Linked DNA regions of Mus musculus: all the other regions are linked to region 1. Evidence: chromatin loops called from intact Hi-C (ENCODE). Cell type or tissue: gastrocnemius. All regions are shown on one strand. Links, peaks and the distances in the headings refer to the core of each region. The heading gives the core; the rest is flanking DNA.

Region 1 (7,393 bases), core at 1,472-6,471:
ATCTCCTCGCTCACTCACTCCGTCGTCGCAAGTCCCTCCGGGGTTCTTTCGCTTATCCCACGGCCAGAGTCCCTCTTCAAGTCGCCTCGTTAATCCCATTGCCCTGTCCTGTCTTGGGGTCCCCTTGCTCTCCCGCGGTATTTCTCGGTCCCCTCCTCATCCTGATGTCCCCATCTCTCTCCGGGTCCCCTCGCTCACACGCAGTCCCTCTCAGAGTTCACTCCTCACCCCTGTCCCCATCCTGGTCCTCTCACTCTTCGCGATCCCTCTCGGGGTCCGCTCCTCACTCTCCGTCCCGGTCCTTCCCAGTCCCCCCCCCCCCTCTCCCCGGCGCACTGGCAGAACCGCTAACAACTCCGCTCCCGGGATGCTCGCGGCCGCTGCGCCGAGGACTCGGGATGTCACTCGGGTGCCCGCGCTCTCACCTCAGCGCTGTCACCCGCGGCCCCGGCGCCGCCGCCTCCTCTCACTCGTGCCCAGAGTCGCTCTCGTGCTGGGTCTTCGCGTGCTGGGTCCCCACGCGCAGCCTCCGCCCGCGAGTCCCCGTCGCGCCCCACTCTCCACGCAGGACCCTAGCTGCCGCCGCTGCTGCTGTCCGAGGTGCGGCTCCGCCAGGGGTGACCAATCGCACCCGACTGCGCAGAGCGCGCCCCGCCCCCACTCGACCCCGCCCTCGACTCCGCCCACAGCCATGCTTTGATAGGTTCTCTACTGACCTTCCCTGATCGCCGCTCTCGGGGTCCAGGCCGTATATAGGCGCTCGATTGACCTTGCCTGGGAAGTCCGAGCGGTCGATGGATCCAGGGGATTGGCGGAGCTGGTGGTGGGCGGGTCCAGGTGGGCGGGGCTTTCCCAAACGCGGAAGCTCTCTTAACTTGGGTTAGCTATGGCCCCTTCGGGCGCGGTCAGCTCTGTTTGTGCTGCGCCAGGGTCAAAGTTCTTGGCTCTCTTTCCCCACGCCTTGTCTTGTCTTGTCGGACCACCGTGGATAAGATCGTGGGGCCAGTCGGATCTTTCTCTGGACCTTTCACAGCTCCTGGCCATCCTTAAGGGATGCTTTCCTCCTGGGGCTTGTAAATTATTTTCCAGCTCTCAGGAAGGGGAATGCGTTTTCTTGCTTTGCGTTCAGTGACCCTACGTTTACTGCTGGAGAGAGGGGGAAAAAATCTGTGGACCCAGCTAAATGCTTACTTACCAGGGTCTGGGCACATTTTAAAATGAGTGCGATGTGAATACCAGTACTCTGTAGGCAGAAGCTGGAAGATCGCCTCAAGTTTGAACCCAGCCTGGGGTATCTAGCTAGATCTTTTCTCAGAAGCTAAGAAAGAAAGAAAGGAAGAAAGAAGAAAGAAAGAAAGAAAGAAAGAAAGAAAGAAAGAAAGAAAGGAAGGAAAAAGAGGAAAGAAAGAAAGAAAGAAAGAAAGGAAGGACGAAAAGAAAAGAGAGGAAAGAAAGAAAGAAAAGTGAAAAAAGAAATACACATTTTGTGAGTTTTGATTACCACAGTTAATGGAGGAGTTGGGGTAGGGGGACCCCGTTGGCTTTGGCAAAATTCCAGCAAGCGTATCTAACTAAATCTTTCAGGGCCACGGGCTTTAATGAACCAAAGGCGGAAGGTTGATTGAGCTTTGACCCCCCAAGTGCAACCTGCAATAACCTGCCTGGCTCCATCCTAAGCCACGCGGAAACATAGTGCCTGCCAGAGGTTAAAGTGCACCAGGACCTGTCTCATGTTTTTTGTGTGGAAATAGCTGTGTTGTTTTCAGTTGATGGTGGAAGCTCAAAGCAGTTTTTCTGCAGGGACACATTTTCACCCTAAGCCTTATCAGACGTGGACACTCAACTCCTGGTCAACGCTCTACTACAAAAAAATATTTAGTTTCTATTTATCTGAGATTGGGTCTCACCTAGGATGGCTTACTGGCCTAGAACTCTCAGTGTGGACAGGTTGGCCTTGGGCTCATAGGGATCTGCCTTCCCCTGCCTCTGGCTGCAATGAAAGGTGGGTCCCAACACGCTGGCCTTTTTTTTTTTTTTTTAAAGTACTGGATATTGATCCTAGAGATTCAAACATGTCAAAAAACTGATCGCTCACTCGCTCTCTCTCTGGTATTTCCCCAGCAAAATTTACATCCTAAACATTGCATATCAAACTTCATCTGGGTAGTCTGACTGAATATACTATTTGGGAGAAGTGGTGGAGAATTTTAAGGGGTGAAACTTGATTTTGAAGGTTTTACAAACAATGATAAAATTTGGTTGAGCTAAAAGTCAGGAGGGATTCTTAAAAAGTTCATTTCCCTCCTCACTAAGTAGCACTTAGTAGGGCTGCTCCTTGGGCCAGCTCTGCAATTTTCATGGAAGATAAGGGACAAATTGTCGTCATCCAACCATTTGTGTCTCTGTAATCCATGTAAAACAGAAACGCATGAAGACTAACACTGGCTGTCTGTAATCAGGGAGACAGAAATAAAAGTTAAACACAAAACAAGATTACACACAGTTTAGTAACAAACCCAACTGTCATTTGTTTCATTGTATCAATGGATTCTGAGTTCAAAAAATGATGCCTGTTAATTTGTTGCTTCTTTAATAGTATTGGGAGCTGCGATCCCACAGTGTGCTGGATTACAAATAGTCTACATGTGTTCCAACAGTTTACACACACACACACACACACACACACACACACACACACACACACACAGAGAGAGAGAGAGAGAGAGAGAGAGAGAGAGAGAGAGAGAGAGAGAGAGAACAAGCACACGCAGGAAGCTGACCTCATCCTCTGGAGAAGAGACAGCTCCGAGAACCTCTGCTGAGGCTGGGCTTGAAGAAGGACTCTTGTCGAGAAGGGGCTTCAGATCCCGAGCTGCTGGAAAAGCCGTCCCAGCTTTGCATTCTGGACATTCTTGCATTTCTGCAGAGAGGAACTCTTTCTTACAAAGAGAGCCAAGATTTAATTAAAACAAGGTAGCAAATAGGAAATGTCAAAAGAAATGCGACCCAGAACGAATGTTCTCATTTTTAGAAGTCTCTCTGGGGGCCCATTTGGAAATGCATTTGATCACAGAGGCTGTGAGAAACAGAATACTGTCCCCGGGTTCCACCCCGCTTTCTGCTGTGTTCCCATCTGCCGGGCCTTAATGCTTGTTCTGTTTTCTGCAGATCTGAGTTAACTGAATAGGGTTCCTCTGGACACATCTTCTCTGTCTCTCCAATTAGGGAGTGAAGCTAGGGTCTCCAGCATGCCGAACAAGTGCCCTACCCAGCCACAGGCATACATGGCCCATCCTTTTTAATTTTGCTTTCAAACAAGGTCTCATTAAACTGGCTGGCCTTGAACTCATTGTGAAATCCAGGCAAGCCTTGATGTTGCTCTGTCCTCTTGCATTTGTCTTTCTGAGCACCTGGGATTATTGTTGTGAGCCACTAGGCAGAGACCATAGGTTTTTGCTGCTGCTGCTACTGCTTCTGCTTCTCCTCCTCCTCCTTCTTCTTCTTCTTTTTGTTTTTTGTTTTTCGAGACAGGGTTTCTCGGTGTAACCCTGGCTGTCCTGGAACTCACTCTGTAGACCAGGCTGGCCTCAAACTCAGAAATCCACCTGCCTCTGCCTCCCAAGTGCTGAGATGATTCCTCCTATTCCTCCTCCTCCTCCTCCTCCTCTCCACCTTCTTCCTCTTCCTCCTCCACCTCTTCCCTTTCCTCCTCTTCCTCCTCTTCTAAGCAAAACTGTAACACTATGTTTCACAGGGCTACACAGATTAACACATGGAGAGATTCAGTTTCATGGCTTGGTTTGTTTTTTTTTGTTTTTAAGACAGGGTTTCTCTGTGTATCCATGGCTGTTCTGAAACACGAATTGCAGACCAGGCTGGCCTTGAACTCAGCCTGCCTCTGCCTCCCTAGTCCTGGGACTAAAGGTCACTTTGCTCAGCGTTGGCTTCTGAATTTAAGCCAATGTAGTTCCTGGAGGGAAATGCCCTATTTACTCAAGTAAAAATTAGCAGGTTATTAAATTACTGTTTTAGGCTAAAATACCTTAAAAATTATGTTTGGGGAAGCACAAGGAAGTTATCCTGTGGACAGCTGTGGATCTGGGATGCTAGACTGACGCCACCGTTTTTTCTTTTTTCTTTTCTTGAAAGGAGAAAGAATGACAACTCTTTTGATCATTTGTAAAACCGGTAGAACAGCTTACCCAGTAAATCTACTCAAAAGAAAGTACTGGCAAGGCCTAGGGACACACTTTCACCTGACCGGTGGATGAAATGGCAACAACTTGCCTTTACCATAATTTTTAATAAAGCCCCCATTAAGGCAGGGGAGCAACCACGCACAACATTTTCTGTATCCCACACACTCTGGCTGGCCAGGCGTCCAAGCCCACCGCGGGAACCGTTCGTGCCATTCACCTGCATGAATCAGAGACCATGCTACCTATCCAGGGCTCTGCAAAGCCTCCGCCCATCAGGTCGAGTCCATCCACACTTTAGTTTTGACTCCAGGCGCCGCCTGGTGGCCACTGCCAGAAGTGCCACCTCCAACTCCGGGGTCCTGACTGCTGGCGCGGCTGCCCCTGGATATGCCTGACTCCAGAGACTCCCGCCTCCGCCCCTTCCGCCGTGGCCGATCGCGGATTCTTAAGACAGTGACGCCGCCGCGGCCGCCGTGTCAGAAACCGTGGAGCCCCGGCGTCTCACCTACCGTCTCGAGGACGGCCTGATCAGGCTGTCACCGAGCAGCCCACGACCCGGAAGTAGCCGGCTGCGCGAGGCCCCCGTTGCCCAGCGCGGGCGCCGGGGTGCGGGGTGGGGGGCGGAGCTCGGAGCCGAGGGGAGTCCCGGTGCCCGCGGCTCGGAACCGCGCGAGGTTGCGGGGCTCCGGGGACGCAGCCAGGCGGCCGCGATCTCCGCGGGACCGGCTCCGCCGCGGCCCCGAGGCGGCGACATGAGCGCCGCGGGGCTGCTGGCTCCGGCGCCGGCTCCGGCTGCAGCGCCGGCCGCCCCGGAGTACTACCCGGAGGACGAGGAGGAGTTGGAGAGCGCCGAGGACGACGAGCGCAGCTGCCGGGGCCGAGAGTCCGACGAAGGTGCGGGTGTGGGGACGGGGCCCGGGTGCGGGTGGTCAGAGGTCGCCAGAGCTCTTGCGAGCCAGGGGTCCCCAGCCCAGCGTCTCTCATTTCCGCACTCGGGTCGGAGCAATGCTCGCCCTGGCTTTCTCGCTCCCAGCTTCTCTCCTCCCACTGTTTTAATGCCCCTAGCTCCGCTTGGGGAGCCGGAATGGGACAGGCGATAAGTCTTCCTTTGGCCGGCACCTCTCCCCCGCCCCCAGCTTTGTGACCTTAAAGCTGTCTTGTTTACCCACCTCCTGCGTGGTAGCTTGGAGTCCTCATCTCCTAGGTTGGGAGGGGTTCAATGGAATCGTGTCCTGCCACGGCGAAGTGGGCGAAAGGGGAGGTTGGGATTTGTTTTCAGGTCCGAGTAGTCTGCATTTGCGTGATCGCTCCTCCAGCCTCAGGTCTCGATCCGGGACCTTGTTTATTTACCTTTTGGCGGGTGTGAGGGACACCCAGAGGGATTATTGAGGAAGGAGCTGGCTAGGTGGGGGAGAAGCTAGAAGCAGAAGGGGCAAGGGGAGGTCTTTGTATGGGCGGAGTGGACAGTATTCAGGCATAGAGTCGGGCTGTAAAAAGCCAAAAGCTACCCCCAACTGCGGGCAGGATCTTAAGTCTCTCAAATGCGTAGTAACATAGCTAGCTGGCTCTAGACAGGGCTTCCGTGAAAGTTCCTTCCACCGAAGGAAAGGAGGCGGCTTTGTGAGGACTTGGGTCTGCTCCGGCCTCAGTGCACGCAGAGCAAGTTATAGGAACTGAGTGCGTTTGTTTTAACTATGGTTAAAAAACAAAACAAAACAAAACAAAAACAAAATCAAGGTTTAACTAGGGATTTTTCAATGTGAAAGGTGCACTTCTTTTAATGACCACGAGGGGGTACAGCGAAGACAAAATTGACCCTCTTCACTCAGGCCATTGGATCCAGATCTTTGCTTAAGACCAGTTTAAATTAAGCAGTTTAGAACACTGATTTTTCTGAGGGTCCAGGTTGGAGTGGCTCACGACTGTCTATATGTCGCAGGATATTTGATCACACTGTGAACCCCGAGACCGTGTTATTTATTGAAAAAAACAAAACAAAACAAAACTGTTTTTACTTGGGGTGTTGCTCAGCCTTAACACACACCTTTAATCCCTCTGGCTGGAATGCAGACATGCCCTTAGTACATATATTTTTAATCCCAAACAATCAAGGTAAAGTTAGTTTGTATTAGGAAACCCCTGTTTGAAAGTGATGTCTAATTGAGTGTCAGCAAGGTGATGGATCAGAGGCAGATTTGACAGAATGGGATATAATCAACTCTCAGGAGATGAGAGGGAAAAGGGTATTTAAGAGAGCAGCACAGAGAAGAAGAAGGAGGCGGTTTTACTGGGGCAGTTTTACGGGGGCAGTTTTACGGAGACAGGTTGGAGAACAAGCTAGACACAGGTGAAGGCAGACCGAGCCAGAGAATGAGAAGGAGCTGAAGATAATGCCAAAGTTAGAATGAGGCCAAGCAGAGCCATTCACTAGAAACTGATTGAAGCCAGATTGAAGCAAGACAGCCTGGAGAGGAGTTTGAGTTGAACCATCCCATCAGAGCTCAGAAAGAACAAGAAAGGTGAGTTTATTCAGCAGTAAGTCTCAGAGGCTGAAAAACATTCTAGGCCTAGATTAGATGTACAGGGGCTGGAAACATTCAGGACTAGGCTGAAGTTAGCAGAAGGAGGCAGTGAGCCTCCCAGATGGCAAAAACCATCAGGTGAACAAAGGTTATCTTTTGCATCTAAAAACTACAGCCCCAACCATCATCTGACCCCTTTGGGTACCAGGCATGCACACAGAGACAAAACACTCATACATGTAAAACAAAATAAATATAATTGAAAACTTTTTTTTTTCTTTTCAAGACAGGGTTTCTCTGTGTAGCCCTGGTTGTGCTGGAACTCACTCTGTAGACGAGGCTGGCCTTGAACTCAGAAATCCGCCTGCTTCTGCCTGCTGAGTGCTGGGATTAAAGGCGTGTGCCACCACCCCCGGCTTGAAAATGTTTTTTTTTTAACTCACTAATTTTGCTGTGTGTCTTTATGAATTCATATGCACCATGTGTACCTGTATCCTTTGAAACCAGAAGAGGGCGCCAGATCCCTGAGAACTGGAGTTCTGGGACTTCATAAGCCATCTGATAATGAGTGTTGGGAGACCGATCCCATATCCTCTGCAAAGAACAGTGAGCTCTATTGAGACATGCCTTCATCCCCCTTGTTAAAATCTATTTAAATACAAGGTTTGGAAG
Region 2 (7,393 bases), core at 727-5,726, 270 kb before region 1:
CTACCTAGGTGGTCCCTAAGGACCAGTTTAAAAGTCACACTGCATTGGGGTGTGGTGGCACATGCCTTTAATTACAGCACTTGGGAGGCAGAGGCAGGTGGATTTCTGAGTTCGAGGCCCGCCTGGTCTACAAAGTGAGTTCCAGGACAGCCAGGGCTACACAGAGAAACCCTCTCTCGAAAAAAGAAAAAAAAAAAAAGTCACACTGCTTTGCCAATCACATTGTGTCTAGTTGCTGATGCTCTATTCTGCCCTTGGAAACTGTATAAAAACTCACCAAACAGGCTGCCTGGGGGTACCACCTCTCCTTCGGGTGCAGGATGGAACAATAAACTCCTCTTGCTTTTGCATCGATCCCTGGCTCCACGTGGTTAGGGTCCCTGGTGGCTAAGGTTCAGTGGAGTCTTACAGACATGGTCTTTGAGATTGCAAAAGCTCCCAGAATCCATTTCCAGGTCGTTTGCTCTCCCCAACCCCCACTTATGGTTGGTGTCTCAAATGCAAAGTCTCAGCTGCTGCTCCAGTGTTGTGTCTGCCCGCTGCCTTGCTCCCAACTGTGACAGCCATGGAGTCACCCTCTGCAACTGTAATCAAGCTAAATGCTTTCTTTCTTTTTTTTTTTCCAGACCTGAGGACTGAACCCAGGGCCTTGTGCTTGCTAGGCAAGCGCTCTACCATTGAGCTAAATCCCCAACCCCACTAAATGGCTAAATGCTTTCTTATGCTAGTTGACTTGGCATGGTTTTTCTTCTTAGCAATAGAAAAGTAACCAAGACAGCCAAGCCTCCTAATCCTTTTCAAACAGTTCTACCAACTGGGGACAAAGTATTCAAGTAGATGAGCCTGTGGGGGCCACTCTCATGGAAACCACCACACCAACCCTTTCTTTCTTTTTTAAAAAGATTTATTTATTATGTGTACAGTGTTCCGCCTGCATGTATACCTACATGTCAGAAGGGGGCACCAGCTCCTATTCCAGATGGTTGTGAGCCACCATGTGGTTGCTGGGAATTGAACTCAGGGCCTCTGGAACAGCAGACAGTGCTCTTATGCTCTGAGCCATCTCTCCAGCCCAAAGTTTTGTTTGAGATGGAAAAAATATATATATATGAGAGAAAGAAAAGGTGAGCAGAGAGTGGCAGGAGGGAGGGAGTGTGGCATGTCCCCAATGTGTTAGCTATGTGGCTGTGTTGATCCCTCACAGCCATCCCTGTTATCAGTGTAGTGCACTGTGGCACTGTATCCTGTGCTTGCCACAGAGAGAAGTTATCATCAAAATCACCCCTGAGCCAAGTCAGGAGCATGGCATGTTAGTGATCTAAAGAACCAGTATTCACTCAAGTTGGCCTACAGAGGAAGCAGAGAGGCGGGGTACTGTCATCCTTGGAGTGCCATCTGATCTCCTTCTTCTGTGATGTGTTCTGTTTTGATTGAGACAGGGTCTCCTTTATTGCAGTGTTGATAAAAATCCCTTGTGTGCTGATAGCATTCCATGGGAGGGGGCATAAATGATGTCTACCCCTCCACCTAAGATTCCAGTGACAAACCGGGGCATGAGTCTACTGCCATACTTCATTTGGGGGAACCAATGAATTTATTGGGCTTCCTTACAGAGCATAGGTGAGGAGTACCTACAGGAGAGTGGGTTCTCCTTCCTCCAGAGATGGGATGGTACCAGAAAAGATTTGGCCAGTGGACAGCAGCTGGGCAGTGGTGGCACACGCCTTTGATCCCAGCACTTGGGAGGCAGAGGCAGGCAGATCTCTGAGTTCGAGGCCAGCCTAGAGAAAAAAAAAAAAAAAAAGATTTGGCCAACAGGGTAAGGGTTTTCCCATAGCTGCTTAGATAAAGACCTCTCTCCTAGTCTTTCTTAATCTGAGTACTCTAGTCTCCTCCCCCCACCCCTGCCCTCCAGGCAAGCCATGTGCAATTAAGGCAGAGTTGCACACAATAAATTATAGGGAGCCAGTGGATACTCAGGTGAGGGTCTTCCGTGAGGGGATGTAAACGGTCAAAAAGTCCAGCTAAGGTAATTCTTTTGTAAGTGGACACAGCTGAACTCCCCCAGATGGCAGCTGCTTGACTCCAAAGGTAGTTAAGTACACCACCAGGCTGGCCATGAGCTGGATATGCAGTCAAGGATGATCTTGCGATTCAAACGGCCAAGCTTGACAGCTAAGTTCGATTCCCAGGACGTCTGCATAAGAAAGAAGACCAACTCTTGAAAATTGATGCACATGGCCTCCACATGTGCAGCGAGGCACACACAAATTAATTAAAGTTAGTTTTCTTTCGAGTTTTTAAGACAGGGTCTCACTATGTAGCCCTAGCTGTCCTAGAGGCCACTCTGTAGACCTTGAACTCACAGAGATCCATCTGCTTCTGCCTCCCAAGTACTCGAATTAAAGGCATACCTGGCTCAAAGTAAAAGCTAAAGATGAAAATAAAATTGGTCACCAGGCAAACGGTGAAGCTCACATTTAATTAATCCCTGCACTTGGGAGGTAGAGGCAGGTGGATCTCTGGGTTTGAGGCTAACCTGGCCTACAGAGTGAGCTTCAGGATAGCCAAAGATACAGAGAGAAACCCTGTCTCAAAACTAATCAAATAAATAAATAAACAAACAAACAAATAAATAAATAAAATTGGTCTGTAATCCTCTTACTGTAGGAGAAAATGCATTTGTGTGTATAAAACACAAATGTTTGTATGTATTTATATGAATATATGTATGCATGTATGTGTATATATGTAACTGTATTTATGTGTATATATGATTGAATGTGTATGTTCTGTGTGTATATATATGTGTGTGATATACATGTATATGTGAGTATATATGTATGCATGTATGTATGTATGTATGCGTATTAACTGTGTATTTGTGTATACTTGTGTGTATGTATCTGTATGTGTATGTGAGTGCAGGCGTATATCTGTTTATATGTATGTGAATGGGGATGTATGTATATGTATATTTGTAACTGTGTGCATACCTGTATATGTACGTGTGTCTCTGTGTGTGTGTTGCTGGTTATGGAACCGAGGTTGCACTGACCACACACCTTGCTGCTCCTTGCGGCTTGCCCCTGCACTGACAGGATCGGGCCCTGGTGAGGCCCGCGGTGGCTCTGGCTTCAGCGCGCGGTCACCCTGGACCTCGTGCGAGGAGGCTGAGACAGCCGACTCAGGCGGTAACTCCGCTGCAGGCCGGCGCCTAGGGTTACCTAGCAACCAGCACCTTAGCAACGGGGAGGAGGCGGGCCGGGGGACGGAAGCCGGAAGCCGGAGGCGAAGCCTCGCGAGGGTTGGTTTGCGCGCGGACTCCGAGTGCGGCGGGTCAGTGGCAGGGACCCGCAGCATCTGTCAGTCATGACGGCGGCCGCGCCTTCGCAGCAGCGGCCCGCGGCGGCCCGGGCCCGGAACCTGCCCTGGTAGGAGCGGCCCCACATCCCGCTTCCCGCTCTTCCTCCTAGGAGCTTTGCAGATCCTTCCCCGCTCCCGGCCTTGGCGCCGCAGCCGCTCCTCCGCTTCCATACCTGAACGGGCTCTGAGCTCAGCTTAGCCATCCTCGGGGTCCTCGAGCATCGCCTCTGCGCTCCGATGACCCTAATAAATTGATCCTGGGTTTCTTTAGAAAGGTTCCGAGGACGGAGGAGTGGGTAGGCTTGGTTGGATTCGAACTCGTGTCCGAATTCAGCGCTTGCACTCTATCCCCTCTTTATTTGCGGGGGAGGGACCGTAGCAGCGCACCCTGGTGGAGGTCAGAGGACAACTTGCAGGGACCTGATCTTCCACCCAGGGCCCCAGCGCCTGCATTCTGAATGGCCCTACAGCACCTTAGCGGTGTTTTAAATGAAGCAAGCCTAGCCATGCTTTCATTTTCTTTTCTTCTGGTCTATCCTGAGGAGGAAGACTTGTCTCAGGCCACACGGTATTTAAATTCTCAGGACTGGAGTCACAGACCGTGTGGCCTTTTGAGTCTGGCTTCTCGAACTCAAGGGTTTTCTGTTCTGTAGCATGGTTCAGCACTCGATTCCCTCTTGAAAGCCACATCATAAGTGGATTGCCCGTTCTCTTGCTTATAGGTATTTGAGTATGAGTTCCGTTTGCGCAGTCTCAGCGCTGTTGGTGAGGGGCAAGGGGGAGCTGTCCTGCCCACTGGAGGATGTTAGCAACCTCCTGACTCCTACTCAACAGATGCTGCTAACACCCATTGCACAGTTAATACAGATAACTGGCCTGACCGATGTCCCCTGGGGGGACAGAACAACTCCTGGTTGTGAGAGCCAGTGCTCTGTTCAGACGCGAAGGGTTTCTCTTCCTCTGCTGCTTAGGATGTGAAGGGGCTTCTTTGCATGTAACAGAACATGGCTTGAGTATATAGATTGTAACTTAACGGTGAATCCTATTTCAGGGTTGAGAAGTACCGGCCACAGACCCTGGCCGATCTCATTTCTCACCAGGACATTCTGAGTACCAGTAAGTATCTGTCTGTTGCTGCTGTCCTTGTGGAGGGTTGGGTCCATTTCGTGATGACGATGTCTCTGCTGGGTGACCCTTAGAGGATGCTCTGAGCCTTTATAGAACCGGCCATGTGTCGCCTTCTCCATAGTGTACCAAACTGTCTCAAGATCTGTTTGGTTTTACTGTTTAGGTGTTTTGTTTACACATGAAAGTGTGTGCACCTTGTGTGCCTGGCTCCTCCAGAGGCCAGAAGAGGACCCTGGATCCTGTAGGCAGTTGTGAGCTGCTATGTAGGTGCTAGGAACCAAACCCAGATCCTCTGCAAGAGCACCCGGCTTAACTGAGGCACCTTCCCAATCCCCCCATGTCCCAAGAAGACAACACAGAAGAGGGATGGTTGATTTTGAAGAGGTTTTGGTTCACAGTGCTTGGCTCTGTTGACTCTAGACCCTTGGTGAGCACAACTTCGTGGCAGTGGGAGCACTCTGCTCCAAAGTGGACAGGAAGTAGAGAGCTAAAGGGGTGGGGGAGCAAGCAGTATGACCCTCAAAGGCACGAGTTTGGTGACCTGACTCCTCCAATGAGGCTGTGCCTCTAAACCAGTGGCTCTCAACCTTCCTAAAGATGTGGCCCTTTTAATACAGTTCCCCATGTTGTGGTGACCACCCCCCCCCACCATAAAATTATTTCATTGCTACTTAATAAATGGAATTTGGTACTGTTACAAATTATAATGTAAATAAATGTCTGATAGGCAGGGTATGTGTGCGATATGTAGCTCCTAAAAGTGTCGAGACAGGTTGAGAACTTCTGCTCTCAACTTAATAGACCCTCCCAAGATAGCTAGTGTGGAAGACAGATAGACAGACAGACAAACTGTGGTGTGACTTCAGGACTTCCCCTCCCTGTCTACTCCGACTAGGACACTGAAAAACTGAAGCATATCTGGATTTAGCATAACCAGGTCCTAAGGTGATTGTGTAGGACCCAGAGACTGACACATGTCACCCCTTCCTGTCCCTCAGTTCAGAAGTTCATCAGTGAAGACCGCCTGCCACACCTACTTCTCTATGGCCCTCCAGGGACAGGAAAGACATCCACCATCCTGGCCTGTGCCAAGCAACTGTACAAAGATAAAGAATTTGGCTCCATGGTCTTGGAGGTGAAGGAGACACTCTCACTCCACAACAGCTCAGACCTCCAGACACTTAACCTTTGTCCTTCTTTTATTCCCTGACCATCTGAGTCCTGGCTGTGTTTGACCAATGGGATCTTGTGTGTGTTTTGGGGGGAGTTGGGGGGTGTCAAAATGGGGGATACTGCTTAGACTTGCTAGGGCATTAACACCTGGCAGCCTCTACTTTCTGCGGGGCCAACTTAGAGGTTGTACCCTGCCCACACAGCCTGCTCTACCTGCCCACAGCTCTTGTTGAACCCCTTAAGATTTCGTGGTGATAATGAATACTGCATATCTCTTTAGTTTAGGCTAGTGGTTCTCAATCTTCCTAATGTTTCGACCTTTTAATACAGTTTGTTATGATGTGGTGACCCCCAACTATAAAATTATGTTCATTACTACTTCACAACTGTAATTTTGCTACTGTTATGAATTGTAGTACAGTTATCTGTTTTTTTGATAGTCTTAGGCAACCCGTGAAAAGGTCATTCGACACCCCTTGGGGTCAAAACCCACAGGTTGAGAACCACTGCTCGACAAACACCTTTAAAAATGTCTCTTCATCAGGATCTTCTTAGATTACTGCTCTGAGCCATGCTGTCTGTGAACTCTTGGGACCTTGGCTGACAACCTTAATACCCTTAGGTTACAAAAACCTAAATGCTGTATTTGAAAGAAAAGCATTTGAGGGACTGGAATGTAGCTTATTTGATAGAGTGCTCGCCTACTATGCACAAGGTCCTGGGTTTGATCCTTAGCATAATAAACAGACTATACACCTATAATCCCAGCATGCAGGAGGTGGAAGCAGGAAGGTCAGAAGTTCACGGTCATCTTAGGCTATGTGAGTTCAAGGCTAACTTGAATACAGAAGACCCACAATCAGAAGAAAAGCATTTGACTCAGGCAGTGGATCTGAAGCTTAGCCCCTTGCTGTCCAGAGTTCTTTCTTTGGCTTATTCAAAGCACAGTAGCCTGCAGGTGGTGAGAACTAAAGTTAACATCAATTGCTCACGGCAGAGGTCCTGGGTCAGGGTCACCAGGCCGTGTTTATTTCCTACATTTTTGTGGATGATCCTTTTAGGATGTTGTGTGATGGTATTGTGAGGCTGTGTACAGGGTTTTTGATGATTGTATCTTAGCTGTCATTAGACCTGAATGGCTGGCTGACACTTCCAGCCACTAGCTTGTAGCTGGCACAGGGTGTGACTGTCACAGCATCCTCTCTTCCTCCTGTAGCTGAATGCTTCTGACGACCGAGGGATCGATATTGTTCGGGGGCCAATCCTCAGCTTTGCCAGCACAAGGACAATCTTCAAGTAAGAATTACCTGTAGGATTTCTCTCCCTACAGGTCTTAGTGCGGGTTAGGAGGGACACAGCCTGGCTGTTCGGTCCCCCTTGGCTGGTATAAAGGGAAGAAGGGAACACCTGGACAGAAGCAGGGGTGGGCCAGCGTTTGAGAGGTGGGGATGCTGGGATAGAGGACTCCATGAGCCTTGGGCTCTGTGGGGGTCCTCAGCTGGGAGTCACATCCAGTACTGAATGAGCTGGTCTCAGTTTAAAACAGGGATAAGAGATAAGGAAGGAGGACTGACATGGAGCTCAGTTAGGCAAGGAGGAGGGCGGTGAGATGGTTCAGCGGGCTAAAGCACTTGCCACCAAGCCTGATGACCCAAGAGTTCAGTTCTTAGGACCCACATGGGGAAGGGGACAACTGATTCCCTCAAGTCATTCTGTGACCTCCTCC
Region 3 (7,393 bases), core at 727-5,726, 48 kb before region 1:
ACATCTTTTTATGTAAATCTGTAGCTATTAAACTAGAAGGGACCAGAGAGAACCACAGGTAAAGGTGCTTGCTCTAAGCCTGGTGACCTGAGTTGCATCCTCGGGGCCTGTATCGTGGAAGGACAGAAACATCTCCCTAAAGTTGTCCTCTGACCCCGACCCCCATGAGCTCGAAGCTCACACCCGTGCAGAAGCAGGACAAAAAGACACGATAACTTACGGCACTTGTTTCCAACCTGTCCCCTTTAACTTTTACTGAGTGGCATTATTTATAAACAAATTTTGAAATGATTTTATGTCTAACTTGCTTACATATATATGTGTGCGTGTGTGTTATGTGCATGTCTGGTGCCATAGAGGCAAAAAGAGGGTGTTGGATCCCCTGGAAGTGGACTTATGGACACGTGTGAGCGTGAAATACCTTTAAAGACATTTTCATATGCTTTATTTCTTGCAAGTGTCCATTATCACCCTCTGCCCCACCCTCTCCTAACTGGGTGAACCAAGTATGGCTCAGTGCACTGGTCAGGGAAGGAGATCGGGTGGCACTAGCTTCTGGCTGGCTACAGCCACTCTTTGCAGGAAGCAGCAGGAGACACAGTGAAGGTGTTGGCGAGGGGAAGAATTAGGTCAAGAGCCCCAGGTCGGGATGAATGACAGAGTGGCCTGGAAGATTCTGGCACGGGCGCATCCGTCTGGCTGACTCTTGGCGGTAGCCTAGCAAGCCAGGAGAAGTTGCTGGCTCAGTCACAAGCCTACCTGGGCTTGAATTTGGCTTCTGCCTCTGACATGCAGTGAAGGTCAGATAACTTAACCTTTAACCCCTCCCAGCCTATTTTCTCACCAGTACTACGCAGGTACCCTTTAGAGGTTGTCGGGATTGCAAGAGCAATAGTTCAAGCAGAAGACTGTCACATGTCAAATTACGCCCTCCCCCGCCCCCAACTCTATTGGATTATTGATGATAAATGGTAGTGCTTGCTGCTTGCTGCTCAGTGTCATGCTTATAAATAGTCTATACCTAAAAAAAAACAATCAAACAACAACCACAACATCTGGGGCTGATGGAATTTGAGCTCCCTTTTACTCCCAGCGTTCAGGAGGTAGAGGCAGGAGGATCTCTATGAATTCAAGTCCAGCCTGGTCTACATAGCAAGTTCCAGGACAGCCAGGGCTACACAGTGAGACCCTGTCTCAAAAACAAGCCATAGAAAAACCAAACCAAACCAAACTAACCAACCAAAAAACAAAACAAGGAAAAATTTTCCTTGTTTCTTCTTTTCTTATTTGTTTCCCTTTTCTCCTCCTCCTCCTCACCAACTCCAATCCCCCTGCCCCTTTGTAGCCTAGGCTAGCCTTGAGCTTGCACCAATCCTGTTCCCTTCAGACTTCCTGGGGCTGGGACTTCAAGCATGTGCCATTACACACTGTTCAAACTATAGTTTTTCTAACGCTTCAACTTATCTTTCCCAGCACCTACCCTTCAGGCTGCAGCCTTTGCTTGAAGAAGATGGTATTTATTTGCAGGAAGATGGCTTGCTGCAGTCCGAATGCTTGAGGCAAATCCCAGTGCAGAAGGAATGCCCTGGCAGACCCTGCCTGCTGACTGCCTACCTGACCCCAGTCCCTCCCTGCATTCCGCTAACAGACATTTCCTGCCCCTCCAGGCAGGGTGAGGCTTGATAGCCATGGCAACCCATTAATTGCTCTTGTGGTGATGGATGTAGAGATAGGCATGGGACTGGGCACCTGGCAAGAACAAATCCCTCTCTACAAGGCTGGGGATGCAGGTTAATGGGTAGGATGCCTGCTCTGTATTCAGGGCACCCTGGGCTCCATCCTCAGCACCACACACATAAAACCCAGCAGGAGGAGCACGCCAGGATCCCCAGCACTCTTGGAGGTGTAGGCAGGACTTACGGTCATCTTTCCCTATGTAGTGCATTTGACGCCAGCCTGAACTATGTAAGATCCTGTCTCAGAAACAAACAAACACTGAAACAAACACACAACACCCATCAAACAAATAAACAAGCAAACTCTCCTAACTCATTTGTAGGCAAACTTGAAAATTAGCCGTGTGGGTCATTTCTACAGAATGTAAGGTCATGGTGATGGGGTCTGCTATGTTTTCCAGGAGGGGGCCTGGAAACTCTGGGGGTCAAGTGAATCTCTGCGTGTGCCACTGTGCTGCAGCTTGTCCAAGTTTATTTACCTTGTGTGTGTGTGTGTGTGTGTGTGTGTGTTTGTACTTTGTCTCTGTGTGGATGTGTGTACCCACCACAGGCACACAGTGTCCAAGAAGGTCAGATGAGGACACGGCATCCCCGGGACCTGGAGACAACTCTAAGCTGCCTTGTGGGTGCTGGGAATGGAACCTGAGTCTTCTGTAAGAATAGTAGGCGTTCTTAATTGCCGAGCCATCTCTCTGACCCAAGGCTGGCAGAACACAGAGTTCAGTGTTCGTCATGTACAACTAACAATAAGATTGCTAGATGGTACTAGCTAGTTGAGTGACCCTGTTAATGAGTTTAGTTTACTTTTTAGCTGATTTTTCATAGGGTCTCCTGGACTCCCTGCTGGCCTTGAACTTGCCATGTCACCAAGATGACTTGGAAGTACTGATCCCAGGAAATGCATCTGACACTGAGAACTGTTAGGCTGCAGGTTGCTCCACTGAGCACTTTGGAGACCTTTTGTCCTGGTTGCACCACACTGAGGCTCCAGTTCTTAGCCCAACAGCTGCTCAAAGCCAGAGGCTGGGGTCCAGCCTGCCTCCATTCTTCATAGAACAACAGTATGGCATTTGTTTGCAGGAGTGTTTGGGGGATCTAACTACTTTCAACTTCTTTAATCTCCTTATAAGAGGCGGGATGCACTCCGATCACAGCCACTATGGCCAGAGCATCGCTTAGACACAGTTCTGCAGGAAAAAAGGCCCCAGTAAGGACTAACAGCACACGGCAGGTTGTAAAGGTTTCTCTGGCTTGGCTCTTGCAGCTCTTCCCCTTCCTGCTATATGACACTGTTTTAAGTCACGCTGGTCTTCGGCTCATTTTCATCCATGTGATGCAATCCTCCACCAAAATCAACTCAGGGGAGAAAGGGCGTATGCCAACTCATGGCTCCCATTTGGAGCCTAGCATGGCAGGGAAGCCCAGGTGGTAGAAATCTAAAGCTGCTGGTCATAGTCCAGAGCAGAGAGGGCCAATCTCTCTCTCCTCTCAGCCCAGGGCCACCCACACTCAGGGTGTGTCTTTCCCACCTCTGTTAACTCAATTAAGAACTCTACCCCTGGGCTGGAGAGATGGCTCAGCGGTTAGGAGCACTGACTGCTCTTCTAGAGGTCCTGAATTCAATTCCCAGCAACCACATGGTGGCTCACAACCATCTGTAAAGGGATCTGATGCCCTCTTCTGGTGTGTCTGAAGAAAGCTAGGGTATAATTATATATATAAATAAATAAACCTAAAAAAAAAAAAAAAAGAAGAAGAAGAAGAAGAACTCTACCCCCATCCCACCCCCCCGGCCTGTCCATAGGCCAACCCTGTCTGGACAGTCCCCTATTGAGACTTTCTTCCCAGGTGACCTGACATGACAACTCTGCAGCAGGGGAGATCGCACAAAGCAGACATGGATGCACTGGGCTCTCGGGCATGTATATGACCCGCAGCTGAATGGGCTCACCGGCCACTGTCATTTATTTCTTAGAACCATTCTTTCCATCCACCTCCCTCTTGACTGCAAAGGTGGCCTTCCTTTTTCTCCTGGCAGCGCATGGCTACCACCTGTCCACACCAGCTGTCACCTGTTCTGCCCTTTGTCATCCACTCCTCCTCCTGGCTGCTTCCTTCTCTGCTATGTCGCTTGTTTCTAACAGTTCTCTGCGTGCTGTTCACACTCAACGAGCCGTGCGCAGATACTTCTGAAGTGTGGAGCGTACATCCCCAGACACAGAGACGTGCACACTCCTCGTGTGCTGTGACGCTTCTTCAGAGCCTTAATGTCAATCTGGGCCTCAGTGGGCTGGAGAGACAGCTCACTGGTTAAGTGTTGGCTGTTCTTGCAGAGGACGTGGGTTTGGCTCTCAGCATTCCCATGGTGGCTCCTGATTGCCTGTGGCTCCAGTTCCAGGGGATCCGGTCCCCTCTTCTGCCCTCTACGGGCACTGGATGCTCACTGTGCACTGACAGAGATGTAGACAAACACTCATACACATAAAAAAAAAAAACTTTCTTAAAAAAGTGTATCCTAAAGCCGGGCGTGGTGGCACACGCCTTTAATCCCAGCACTTGGGAGGCAGAGGCAGGCGGATTTCTGAGTTCAAGGCCAGCCTGGTCTACAAAGTGAGTTCCAGGACAGCCAGGGCTACACAGAGAAACCCTGTCTCGGAAAAAAAAAAAAAAGTGTATCCTAGCAAAGTTGCAAAGCTGGGAGAGTATCCTTGACTGGTTAAAGTTTCAGTATTCAATCTGTTCTCAATCACTATCTCATCTTAATGAGAATTTAGGGGAAACAGAATAAAGTAAAAAGCAGTGTAGGAATTATCTGGGGCTGGAGGCTTAGGTTAGCAGATAGAGTGCTTGTTTAGCACATGCTAAGGTCCTGTGGTCAACTACTAACAACAACAACAACAACAACAACAACAACAACACACACACACACACACACACACACACACACACACACACGCACACGCACACACACACACAGAGTTTTTCTCAGATACTCTTCTGTTACATTTTTGTGACGCGCATCTTCCTATCCGATCTCAGAAGGCAGACTTTGCCATCAGTCATCCTAGGAGCATAAGCAGCATGTCTGACTGGGTGCTGGCCATCCTTTCCTCCTTTAACATAGGAGAGCAGGGAGGGAAGACTTAAAGCATAGGAAAGAAAGCTGCTAACAATGGCAGAACGCAGAAGGGAAACCTCGAGACAGGAAGCCCTATCACACTGGAATCTCATTCCTGCACAAGGGAGTTTATAATATGCACTTGTGTCCCCCCCGCTACCCCTAGCAACAGCTGCTGGCTCTGTCTACAAATCTTCGTAGGCCCCATAGATCCTCAGAGCCAGCCTCTCATGTATGTGCTTCACAGATCTCACACAGAAACTTATACACTATAATTGATGAACTCTATTAAAAGAGTTATATTTTTTTTGCAAAATTAGTACAATAAAACTGCAAAATATGAGATCTCTATTTATGTAAAGGCTAGAAGAACTCACGAATAAGTTGTTTCCCGTTGTTTTAGCCACACAAAAAGGAACCCTCTTGTTGATAGCCTTAAGTCCTAGCTTAAGTGTAGCTTTGAACCCTTCCCTCAGGGACCATGAAGGACAGGGGAAAACCGATTCCACGAGGGCATGAGTAATTACAGGAAGGACACGGTGGCAGCTCTTTGCAGTGGGGGTGTGTAAAAATCCAACAAAACACAAATAGGAAAACAATGATGGGTGGAGAAGACTTCAGAAACAAGGGCAGAGGACAGCGGCATCAGACAGTGCTGTCCACTGATTTCTTTATTGCGATTAACTATACGAGACAGGATCTCACAGCGAGGCTAGCAGGCGATGGCGATACTGGAAGCCACAACAGGAATGAAATGTGACCTGGAAGTCAAGAGAGCTGACTTCCAAGAGAAGGATTTACTACTAATAATAAAGGAAAAAGACAAATCCACACTGCAATGAGTTAATTCTGCAGGGAAGTGGAACAAAGAACTGGGAACCCTGAAAGGGGCTCAGGGACTTGAGTATACGAACTCTGAAGAAAACGAGGCAGAAGACACTGAGCAAAGTTAAAAACAAACAAACAAACAAACACCCTTAGAGGAAATTATAGACTTGAAAGATGGTCATATTAACCGCCAATATTCTTGAAGAAGATAGTGAAAACATATTAAAAAGATAAAATTAAAGCAATTCTAGAAATAAGAAAGAAGATGAAACTATAGTTTGAAAGGACCACAGTATCCCGGGTGAAATTATCATGGAATTAAATACTGAGAAGTATCCTAAATTACCAAGTTACACATCCTAAAAATAAACTCTTTAATACCAAGACAAAAAGACTCAAAGGCAAGTTTGGGATATTTACATCTGAAAGACTAGCCCAATGTCTTTTAAAAAATTAATATTTTTCATTAATACTTGAATCTACTGGTTCAAAGTTATTATTTATCATCAAAATATGCTTTCATGAGTATTATTATTTCACCATTTGCTCAAGATGCTTTAAATAAAAATTATTGCTAAAGACAAATCAAGCAGATGAGATGAAAAAGACCCAAGCAAGGCCTAGTATCATTAAGTCCTGGAAAGTGAGAGAAGAGAGCTGGAGAGATGGCTCAGCACTTAACAGCACTGGCTGAGCTTCTGGAGGACCTGGGTTCAATTCCCAGAACCCACATGTGGGCTCACAACCACCTGCGAGTCCAGTTCCAGGGGATCTGATGCCCTCTTCTGGCCTCCATTATATACATATCACCCGGGATACTGTGGTCCTTTCAAACTATAGCTTCACCTTCTTTCTTATTTCTAGAACTATTTTAATTTTATCTTTTTAATATATTTTCACTATCTTCTTCAAGAATACTGATGGTTAATATGACCATCTTTCATGTCTATAATTTCCTCTAAGGGTGTTTGTTTGTTTTTAATTTTGTTATGTGTATATATGTATATAGAAAATTTAAAGCTTTTTTAAGAAATGCAGTACTTTAACTCAACATCTACAGCATGGAAGCTATGGAAGCGGTCTGGGGATGCAGCTCAGCGGTAAAAGCCCAGTAGACCGGAAGCTCTAGAGTCAATCCCCACTAGCAGCACTCTCCAGAGAAGCTTGTGAGGAAATACAGTTAAATTCTGTAACAATACGGCTCTCAAGACTCAGCACTGTGGGCTGGAGCTCAGTATAGCGTGTGCCCGGCACAGACAGGGTCCTTGTTCAGTCCTTAATACTTCAAAACGAGGGGCAGAGAAAGAAGGAAAAGAGGGCTTGGAAGAAACGGCACAGCTGTGTCATGGCTTTTGGAGTGCAAAGGTCACATAAACTGTTTCTGTAATCTACGACCAGCCTTGCCTCGTGCAACTACAACAAAGTAAGGTATTGTTCTTGGGTTGGTGGAACACATAGTGAGGGAACGATTTCTCAGAATGACGCATGTGTTAAGGGTTTATGGTTAGCTAGGCACAGTGATTCGTGTCTGTAGTTCCGGCACCTGGGAGGCAGAAGCAGAAGATCAGGGACTTCAAGGCCAGCCTCAGCAGGTTGAGGCCTTGGCGCATGAGAAAGACACTAAGGTGTATGGTTTGATAGCGTTAGTTTTCTTTCTTTTTCCCTGTTGCTGCGATTAAAAAAAAAAAAAAAAAAAAAAAGCTTTGGCAGG

The links. A loop is a pair of places that touch in the nucleus more often than their neighbours do. Peaks named below come from ENCODE experiments on the same cell type or tissue, not always from the same donor. Only the 100,000 strongest peaks of a DNase experiment are listed, where the experiment ranks them.
Region 2: a loop joins it to region 1, with 2.7 times the contacts of the local background. A loop is called at or near these places in 7 of 42 quality-filtered maps.
Region 3: a loop joins it to region 1, with 2.6 times the contacts of the local background. A loop is called at or near these places in 10 of 42 quality-filtered maps.

Annotation. Positions count from the first base shown.
Region 1 is chr5:117,113,372-117,120,764 of GRCm38, reverse strand. Suds3 (suppressor of defective silencing 3 homolog (S. cerevisiae)) reads left to right here and starts at 4,772. Exons shown (of 12, transcript NM_178622.5): 1 at 4,772-5,093. The coding sequence starts at 4,952. It overlaps Taok3 (TAO kinase 3), which reads right to left and starts at 636. Exons shown (of 21, transcript NM_001199685.1): 1 at 426-636. In gastrocnemius, for the core only: CTCF peaks have their summits at 4,536 (motif pointing left) and 5,982 (motif pointing right); DNase peaks (open chromatin) are centred at 1,591, 4,536, 5,089 and 5,685; H3K4me3 peaks cover 2,255 bases; H3K27ac peaks cover 3,914 bases.
Region 2 is chr5:117,384,958-117,392,350 of GRCm38, reverse strand. It overlaps Rfc5 (replication factor C (activator 1) 5), which reads left to right and starts at 3,328. Exons shown (of 11, transcript NM_028128.1): 1 at 3,328-3,434; 2 at 4,418-4,482; 3 at 5,493-5,629; 4 at 6,884-6,963. The coding sequence starts at 3,373. It overlaps Gm15728 (predicted gene 15728), which reads right to left and starts at 3,229. Exons shown (of 2, transcript NR_166496.1): 1 at 3,066-3,229; 2 at 891-2,197. In gastrocnemius, for the core only: a CTCF peak has its summit at 3,762; DNase peaks (open chromatin) are centred at 3,277 and 3,698; H3K4me3 peaks cover 1,323 bases; H3K27ac peaks cover 1,001 bases.
Region 3 is chr5:117,160,429-117,167,821 of GRCm38, reverse strand. The region is part of intron 1 of Taok3 (TAO kinase 3); the gene reads right to left. Among named protein-coding and RNA genes, the nearest start is that of Taok3, 44 kb to the right of the region's middle. In gastrocnemius, for the core only: no CTCF peak of the experiment used is centred there; a DNase peak (open chromatin) is centred at 3,795; H3K27ac peaks cover 1,457 bases.